Linked DNA regions of Homo sapiens: region 1 is linked to region 2. A link is a contact called in ENCODE Hi-C or POLR2A ChIA-PET data. All regions are on one chromosome and are shown on one strand. Each heading gives the region's core, a stretch centred on a gene start or an enhancer-like site at or near the end of the contact. The rest is flanking DNA. Distances are from core to core; before and after follow the strand shown.

The links. Hi-C counts contacts between places; a loop is a spot of excess contacts on that map. ChIA-PET counts read pairs that join two places held with the same protein, here RNA polymerase II (POLR2A). Pooled maps may share reads with other maps.
Region 1: a loop to region 2 is called in a map of IMR-90, with 2.3 times the contacts of the local background. The contact joins the enhancer-like site here to the promoter of BNC2-AS1 in region 2. A Hi-C loop is called at or near these places in 4 of 168 maps with a recorded cell type or tissue (IMR-90, PC-3, chondrocyte and 1 more) and 2 of 50 pooled maps. POLR2A ChIA-PET finds 5 or more read pairs at or near these places in 3 of 52 experiments (AG04450, H1 and WTC11).

What each region holds. Positions count from the first base shown.
Region 1 is chr9:16,823,407-16,828,299 of GRCh38, reverse strand. The region is part of intron 1 of BNC2 (basonuclin zinc finger protein 2); the gene reads left to right. Among named protein-coding and RNA genes, the nearest start is that of BNC2, 45 kb to the left of the region's middle. Within about 2 kb of position 3,384, at least 3 of the 41 ENCODE cell types and tissues checked have a DNase peak (open chromatin) inside an H3K27ac peak, as active enhancers do; they include IMR-90, where a contact is called at or near this core.
Region 2 is chr9:16,724,228-16,728,957 of GRCh38, reverse strand. BNC2-AS1 (BNC2 antisense RNA 1) reads right to left here and starts at 2,144. Exons shown (of 3, transcript NR_151723.1): 1 at 2,003-2,144; 2 at 1,852-1,927; 3 at 1,434-1,643. It overlaps BNC2 (basonuclin zinc finger protein 2), which reads left to right. Exons shown (of 7, transcript NM_017637.6): 3 at 961-1,161. RefSeq lists an enhancer at 2,060-2,561.

The sequences.
Region 1 (4,893 bases), core at 2,135-4,634, 98 kb before region 2:
TTTTCTATAAAATATAATCAGTATTTCTCACTGGATTAGTTACAAATTTATTTGAACCTGTGATTTTTTTTTGGGCACAGTTATAGAATATTTTGGTATTAAAAGATTTGATTAAGCTACTCCATTTTTATCACATTTTAAGTAGCATGCAGATGTCTGGTTATGTCTGTCAATTTTTTTCCTGAGGTACTTTTTACATTTTGTGTAGGATTTTGGATGACTTTATAGTGTGAACATATCATTGCAGACATGGAAATTTAGACCTGAGATCATTTAGTGTTAGTAGTAGAAATACTGCTTTCAGTTTATAATGGATATATAAGGTAATTCTATAAAGCACTGCCATCTTTGATCACTTTATGAAGAATACAGACATGCCTCAATAAATGTTTTTTGGATGAATGGGCATATCATATGGATTCAAACAAAATACATGTTGCCATTAATCATGAGTCTGAGATTTATAAATTATAGGGGCCCATTTTCTTTTTTGTTTTTGTATTCCTGTACTGTAATTCAGTCTTGAAAAATGTAGCCAGCTATACATGTTTCACACTTCTTCCCATATGTACCATGATACTCTTTTACACACGTGTGCACATAGAATCTCTTAATCTCCTTTTCTTGTTCTTTCACCAGTACTCACAAATTCCACTCCTTTGCACGCACCCCATTTTTAGGTTGAGACCCAATGCACTTAAGTCACCATGAACAACAAAGTTTATAGTTTTCCTTTTTGATCGAATTACTCATGTGTTGACTGAGTTCTCCGGATTCTAGGAATATGACAATGAGTGACAAGTAGGAGAATCAGAGCTGGACTCACCCAAGCAATTGTCTTCATCTTTCTCCATCAGTACAATACCTCTTTCCTCCACTCTCAGTCAAATTCCTGTTCAGTGGGTCCCACTGAGGCTGGTCGCAGCTGCTCTGGAGTACCTGCTCTCAGGAAGACTAGAAGAACACTGAAAGGTCACATAATTACATGTGAATTTAATTCACAGAGACCTGCTTGTCGCTTTTCCATGTGTTTCTCCTAGTTACACATTATTAACTGTGGTGCCTTGTAGGGCTTCAATTACTTGGGCAAATATGTATCGTGCAGAGACTGAGCACAAGTTAGAATGCTGAGAGTGGTTATAAAATTATGTTTTCCTCTCCAGATGTAACTTTACAGTAATTAAACCTAATGCAATGTAAGCATTATAGTCAGTGCTGTGGTAGCTATCTCCAAGTCTAATTGGTAACATCGCTTAAATCATAGCACTTATTGCTGGTTATCTGGGAACTGGAATAAACCAAAAAAGTTACATACATTAACCTTTGGTTTTTCTGCATCAGGTGAAGTGGATAGCTTGTCCCTTCATCAAAATCTGTCATCTGTATTATATGGAATTTTGATAGCATTTAGAAAATTTTTTTCTTATTTAGATAGCTCTGTGTATTCATCCATCCATCGATCATCCATCCATCCATCTATCCATCCATCATTTCATCTGTCTTTAGGCTATTTTCCATAGTTTGTTGCCCTGGATTTGGAGACTTGATCCAGCACAGAGCTATTGTCCACTTGGGTTATTGGGGTTTCCCTTTCTAAGTAGATGATCAAAATCCATGGTGAAAACATGCTTGCCTTCCATAAAGGGCTACTTGTTTACTATATTTCAGTCATTTTTCTGCCAAAAGTAAAAAGTAAAAGAGTCCAAAAGATAGAAAAGAATCTCAAGTTTAAAATTTTCTTTTGCATTTATTATACCCAAGAATATGGCAAGCAGCTTAATTTAATCAAGCAGCAAGAGTGCCAGACAGTTTTCCTGCATGTGAGAGCTAAATAAATAGTGGACCTCCGTATGGCAGTGATAATCGCAACTTAGAGGGTTTTCTCAGTTGTGAAATGTTTGTGTTAAGGATGACTTTTTTGTTGTTTTTGTTACAGTCTGACAGCTGAAGATGCTTTTAAAACCTTCTAGTTACTTAGAGCAGAGCTATATGGCACAGGCTTGGTGGTTCTAAAAGGCAGGTCCTATCCATCACAGAAACAGCAAGTCTCTGGGTTATGGGGGAAGATTGAGCGGGGGGGAGTGAAGTAAGGAGAAAGGGGGGCTGTTGTGTCCAGTTTACATTTGTCACCAGTGACTAGCTTTTAAAAAATGTGTTAGCTGTGCATGGTGGTAAGTAAGATCCAGCTGCAGGGGATTATGGCTTTGAGTGGGTCGGGGAGCTTGGAATGCATTCAGTTCCATCAGGGGATTTGTGTCCCTCGTCATCAGCCTTAACATTGCTAACACAGTAAAGATTAGGAACAGACCAGTGTCACCTGCCCTGAACTTTGAAAAACCCTGGAACCATTAAACAAAGGGGTTTGCTAGTTTAGAAAGTGTCCCTTCTCTCTGTCCAAAGTGTTTTTCAAATGACACATGCAAAAAAAAAATACAGTTATGCTCAGGTGAAAGACTGTCTGTGGTTGAACTATTTTCACAATTTAATGAACATGTCACAATCATAATTTCTAATGAAAAACACCTTCCACAAATAACGTTCAGTTAATGAACATTTTTGTGAAGTGATTTCCAAATCAAAATGAAGAGCCAGTAGTTAGGAGGGAATGTTTCTGAGCTTTAGTCTCACTCCATAGGAGAAAAAGATTTTGCTTGGTTTGGGTGACCCTCCCCTCCTCCTCCTCCCCAGGAAGAAAGTTAAGAGAACACCACAAAGGTTTACTTTTTTCAGGGATTTTGAAATTCAGCATACATGCCAGCAAGCAGTTTAGAGGCAGGAAGTCTTTTCTAGTAGTGCAGTCATGAACTGGTAAACTAGAAGCATCTGTAAAAATTTAGAGGGAATATCAGCTTTCTCAAAGCTCCAGCCCAAGTGTAATGAGGTGCAAATGATAGCACTGCATAACCCTTCCCCACCCCAATTGTGGAATGAGATATTGAGACAAAAATAAAGAGGAGAATAGGGATTTCAGAACTCTACTGTACTGAAATAAATTTTGATTTTCAGATGAAATGGCTTTTGGGTGACTAAGGATAGCCCCAACTTTGACGGTTGATGAGTAGAAAATAAATGATTTTCAGCTCAGCATCTCTAGGTACCATCTTTGAAAAGTGGTTGCATTTGGGCTGTGAGTGCATAAATGACATACCTCCTCATTCGGCTGAGTAAATTAACGAGAATTTTTAGTATAAAGTAAACTTCCACTGATTCGTATCTTTGGCAGGCACCTCTCTCTTTACAGAAAGAAAAAAAAAAGAGGGGTAAGAAAAAAGATGTGATTTGTTTGAAGGAACACATCTGGGGTGTGATCTGCTATATCTTAACACCAGATGGCAGGTTTAGGCTGACAACTAAACCCAGTTTAGCCTGGTCAAACCGTATCTTCGTATGTCCTTTTCCCCCTCCCCTCCCAAACAATCTATGCACAGGAAGTAGAACAATTATTTGCACTCCAGGCTAACAGTCCTCTTGTATCTGTGGCTTTGGGTTCTCTTTCACTGTGCCTCTGCTGTTTATAGACAAGTTTGGCTTCCCTTGGCAACCCCTGAAACAGGTTCCCTCTGTGGCTCATACTTTTTTCAGAGGTATGTTTTGTCGAGGCAGAGGTGTGGTGCCTTTAGGTGGCTGGTGCTTGTCATGACAGGCATGGCATTAGCTGGGCCTAGCAGTGACTAGAAGTGACAGCATTGGTTCGAGGTGCCTGGGGGCCTCTCAGTCATCACTCCTGCTGGAGCATTGAGAATATGAAAGCACCTGAGAGCACCACTGCTTATCAAGGAGATAACAGTTTGGGAGAACAGGGCCAGGAGGTGACTGAGGACAGGCAAGTGCCTTTCCCTCCCTTTATTTTCTTGTAGTAGATTTTACTTGAAAGAGTGTCATATATGTGGCCTTTAGAAAGAAGGCATACAAACAAGCTTTGTCCAGGGCCACAAAAGAAGGGACCTTTGAATTTCCAGAAGTTTCAAGTCTTTTAATTTCTGTCATTAGACTTACAGTTTCTTTGTGTGTTGTATCATAAAATGACCAAACATTAAAAAACCAACCAAAAAAAACCCTTTAACACTTCAGGGAAAAGAGTCAATAAATAGTATATTATCCTCCTCACTGTCGTTAGACACATTACCTCCTTAGTGATAATGGTAGCGGTCACAGCCTATTTTTATGACTGATTATCAAAGGACCATGTCAGAAGTTTCTTATCACTCCTAACCATTGGGTTCCTTTGTAGATTTTCCAGGAATTAGTTTTAGATTCTCACTACTGATTAATGGACATATGTGTAATCTATGCAAAGAGCTACAAAATGTATTCATTAATCCATTCTACAAACTAAGATTAATTATAATTGTCTGTAGGCATCTTATAAGGTCACAATTCTAATATAATTTGATAGGAGCTGTTAGGGATTTGAATGAAATTTCAAAATCACCTCCACAGAGAAGGAAAAAGACCTTTAGAGAAAGTCAGTGAATGTTTTTATTGGGCAGAGCTTGAAGTTACTTCCTGAGATTTCTCTTCTTTCATAGTTCTGCTTTCTGGGTAGTCAAAGATCACCTGTTTAAAAAAGAAATAATTCCTGGATACCAAATGTTACTATAGTTATCAACATGAAGGCAATCAAAATTTTTCTGAGTAGATTTTAAATTGTTTTTGTTAAGTTACACATTTCAGTTGTAATTCTTTTTTTTTTTTTTGAAACAGGATCTCACTCTGTTGCCCAGGCTAGAGTGCAGTGGTGTGATCTCAGCTCACTGCAACCTCTGCCTCCCAGGCTCAAGCGATCCTCCTATCTCAGCCTCTCAGGTAGCTGGGAACACAGGGACATGCCACCACACCTGGCTAATTTTTTAATTTTTTTTTTTTTTTTTTGTAGAGACAGGATCTCACTAT
Region 2 (4,730 bases), core at 895-3,394:
CGATTTGAAAGGATATTGCAGATGCTTCATCTAGGAACTTTAACAAAGGATTTTTTTCTACTTCTGAGCTTTAAGAAAAGGTATACTTTTTTCCTTTGCCATTCAGTTTCTCATTAGCTAACATCCAGTTTAGTAATTAATAGCCTGAGGTACTAGATATTAAATAGTATATATTTATATTTGGCAAATGTTTATTGTGCATCTTCTATGTTATAAAAACTGCTAGGCTTATTTGCTTACTCTTTAGAGTATAAGGTCACATCTCTATGTACGTTATTTAGGAGTTTCTATGTGGTTATAAATAGCCCAGCACATACGAGATGACTTTCAGGAGCTAACATTTAGACCATAACTGAGCCAACTTTACATTCTCTTACAGCTGAATATTTTACTTTCTTCAGTGTAATTAAAAAAAAATTTAAGTATCACAGTTTTACAAATGTTAAAGCCAAAGACTGGTGTCAGATATTATGTGTTATATCAGAAAGCATTGTTGAGAAAAATTCCCGGGGAAGGGCCCTAGCTTCCCCTTGCCCTGTGCACCGTGATTGTGGTGCTGCCTGGAGTGTGCATAAGTGTGTATCTATCTGTATATCTGGAGAGGGGTTAGTGCAGGGTGTCATTTGGTGCCTGACAGTGGAACAGTGCAGTTGACTCTTAGCTCTGCTATCCAATGACATGCAGTGGCTGAGAGTTTGAAGCTGATGGTTGGGTCTCCAGTGCCGCCTGCACACCTGACAGGCAGCTGTTAAACTGAGCAAAGGCAAGCTTGGGGAGTCACAATCTATGCATAAATGATAGGGATATCTGTGCAGAAGGTGCGAAAGAAGCTCTGACCCCCTCCCTCCCCCAAATCTCCCCCTTCCCAAATGAAATGCACAGTTCAGCCAGCTTCTTAACTACACTACACTCCTGCTACTGGCTGCCAAGAGGCTCAAAAAATCCACCTTCACTTTTCAGTCAGAAGAGGCAGAAGTGGATGTGAGAGAAAGAGAGACACAGAGAGACAGAGAGCCAAAGAGGGCAAGAGACTTGACTTTAAGAGACTCCTGTACTGACAACTCCATGCAGTTCGGAACCAGAACGACTACGGCTGAACCAGGGTTCATGGGGACATGGCAAAACGCTGATACTAACCTCTTATTCAGAATGTCCCAACAGGTAAGTTACTTTCTTTCTTGATTTTTTTTTTCTTTTTTTTAAGAAACCTTGAATTGTTATGGGCACTTTTGTTTCTGGTGTTTTTCTTTCTAAATACTTTTTAAAATGTGGTCACTTCCTAGTTAGGCTCTTGTTTTGTCATAACTGTGTTACTGGAATGTGCAGGGTTACTTCATGGTTTCCCTAAGGGCGTCTTAAAAGAAAAAGGGGAAAGGATACCGAAGTAAAAGAAAGCAGAGACATTGTTGAAAAGTTTCACAGTACAATCTGGGTCAGGGGAAGACTTAATTTATTTCTTTGTTTTCTGTTGAGAATGAAAAAAGCCACCTCCCAACAAATGTATCTATCAATATGAATCACTTCGTCCAAAGTGTTTGCTCTCTCGGAGTAGGTTCCGCAACCTAAAAAACAGTCATCAAATCTCGGGGCCCCTCAGAACAGCCCTACTGACTTCATGTGGCTGGAGGCAGCTTCGTTCAGACCTGAGAAGAGAGACGAGGCTGTGCAGGCTTGGCTGCCAGCGCCGAGGGTTGCTGGAGGAGTCGGCGTGCGTGGCGGGCTGTGCTGCTCGGTCCTCGCTCCTCCGCTCCGCTCCTCCTTGCCAGCCAGCCCTCTGCGCCCGCCCCTGCATTCCCTTCGCCGGCTCCGGCCCGCTCTCCCGCCCGCCCGCCGGCCCGCCGGCGCACTCACTCGGGCGCAGCCTCGGCGTCTTCCCCAGAGCCGCTCCTCCGTCCCGGCCGCGCTGGAGGCGTTCGGCTTGCTGGCTCTGCTGGGAAAGCCGACGTGGTAGCGCGAGGCCATCGGTTACTGATAATTAATCACCGGAGCCGGCGGCTCGTACCATGCGCTCCGTGATACGCGCCCTGTGCGCCGGTCTCCTCTTGCACAATTGCTGGCTCCTTGGCTCCGCGGGGGAGCGAGGGTGAGAGGAAGCGAAGGGGACACAACCCAGAAACTTTCATCTTGGATTGTGCTCAAGTGAGGGAGGGAAGTTCCCTGGTGCCTCCCTCCTAGACACGTCTTGCTTTTCCAAAGCCTACACCAAACCCACACAAAGCAAGTTAGTTTGATATTATCATCCACACACAAAGCAAGTTAGTTTGATATTATCATCCACACAGCACGAAAGTACTATTGACAAATATACTTGGATTTTAAGTTGACGGCGGTTATTAAGAAATGTTGTGCCACTCAAGAGGAAAAAAATACTGCAACTGCTTTTTTTTTTTTTTTTTTTAAAAAGCTTTTGTTTGTAAGAGTTCACGAAAATTAAATACTTTGAGTTAGATATTTAAAGTTGTTGATAATAAAAAAAAAACAATTTGCCAGGCTATAAACTACTACAAGTTTAGAAATACATTTGCAAGCGATAATACCTACAACCAGGGTTTTGTAGCATTTAGCTAGAGAACAGTTTTAGCACACAATTCTAAATAGGATAAATGCATTTGAATAAGGTATATTTTGACATATCCTGTAGAGGGACCCTGATTACTGCTGATACAGTAAGCTGGGATTTAAATGCAATCAACATCAACCCAATAAGTAACTCTTCATGTGCAATTTCCCATTCTTTCAAGTGAAAAGTTCATTTCCACACAGAGATGCTCCTTGTCACTGCAGAGCGCTGTGAGAGGTGTTTTCCGCGACGCATCCCTGCCTGGGTGGCTCTCGCGTGTTGGAATGCAGTGTTTTCGCTAACCTTAGTACCAAATAACTTGTGCTTCACTTTTAAAACTAGATGTCACCTTCAGGGTTTTCCTTGAGTTAGTGGAGGTCGTGTGTGTGTGTGTGCGTGTGTGTGTGTGTGTTAGAAGGGAAGATTGGCTTACGTCTCCCTCTAGCTAGAAAAGAGTTAATAAAACCAGATAGAGATAATGATCAATTGATAAATGGCTATTGAACCACATAGATGGTGTTAGATTGCTTATTTGGCACTAGCCCATTTCCAAGTAGATTTGAATCTAAGGAGATTTTGTCATGGAAAACATTTTAACTAAAAAACAAATAAAGTAATATAAATGATGGGTCAGAATTAGGACAATTTATGATGTCTTTGATCCAGCTGTCTGACTGTGTGGATATTTTGTGTGTACCTGTGTGTGCATATATGTGTAATGGTGAGCATCAGTGATTATATGGAGAGAATAGAAATATAGGGAACTAATTTATGCTTAATGGATGCTATTAAAACTGTATAATATTATGCTATTTATGAAATAGAGTAGTACAACAAAAGGAGAGAAATCACAGTTTTAAATATGTTTTCTTTTTTTTTTGGTTTTGATGTAGTTAGCAATCACTCCTATCCCCCCAACCCACCTTTTTCTGTCATGGTCACTGAATGTTTACCTCTTGTGCATTTTTGGAAAGCATGTAAAAGAGGATATGAGCTTGCATTTTTTTTCTCTTCAAGATGACATTTTAGTTTGTATAAATATTACATAACTTAAGTTCAAACTATGTGAGTGAAAGTATGTGTGCTGTTCATATTTAATATGTTTGTTTTTCTTACCTGTAGTTCATCAGCAATGCTGATTCAGCACGTGTGTGTGTGTGTGTGTGTGTGTGTGTGTGTGAGAGAGAGAGACTTATTGAAATTATATCTCTGATATCTCTTGAAGCCAGCCATTTAAACGAGTATTACTTTCAATATATACAGTTACGCTAGTTTTTGTTACAGGTAAAAGTTTGTCCAGTTTAATCAAATATGTAGAATTCTGTACATCTCATTGCTGAGGCATAAAGAGGTTTCTCTAGATTATGATTATTTTATTTCTAAGTAAAATTTACTTAGCTTATGAAATGAATAAAATTTATTGGGTTATTTTTTTTAAAGTTTTCTTTAATAGTATAAAAACTAATATTTTCCTGATTATTTATTTAGACGTTTGAAAACTCTGACTAGTAGGGCTGCTATAAAAGGTTTCAAAACTGAGTTACAGATAATTTACCATCAGTATTTAACTATAGAGAAAATTGTGGGAAATGTCCATGAATACTGAAATTTAATAATCTAGTTTTATGTGTTCTATTAGTAAACTAGGAAGTAGGGATACAAAAATCTTTGTCTTTTGTTTCATATGAGCAAAGTTGGATCTGCTTAAATGTACATCTTTCATTCTGTCTAATAGTAACAAATAATCACAATCTGAAGCCAATTTAGATTTAGTGGGATGAAGTATGTGCCCCTAAAGTTCAAGTGAAGTCTATTTGACTACATTTTCCTGTGCCTGTACATTTTTTCTTCTATACTCAAGTATGATTTTCTCAAATTATTTCTATGTATATAGCTGAGTATTTGAGAACATTAAAGGGTATGACACTTGTGTAAAGGGAGTTCTTCTTTGGATCAGTTTGATCAGTGACAGGTGGAGAAAGAACCTTATTTTGCCTATTTTAGTTTCACAAGGTACTGTTAAAAGCAAAAAATGAGGCTTGCTTTTCAAAGTTTTTTTTTTAATCACACTTGAGGAGGCAATTCTTCTATTTGTATAAATATTTTGTGCATTTGAGAGAATAGTAAATAAAATTCTTGTAGCTATCTCAAGGGATGTAATAGTCCAGTC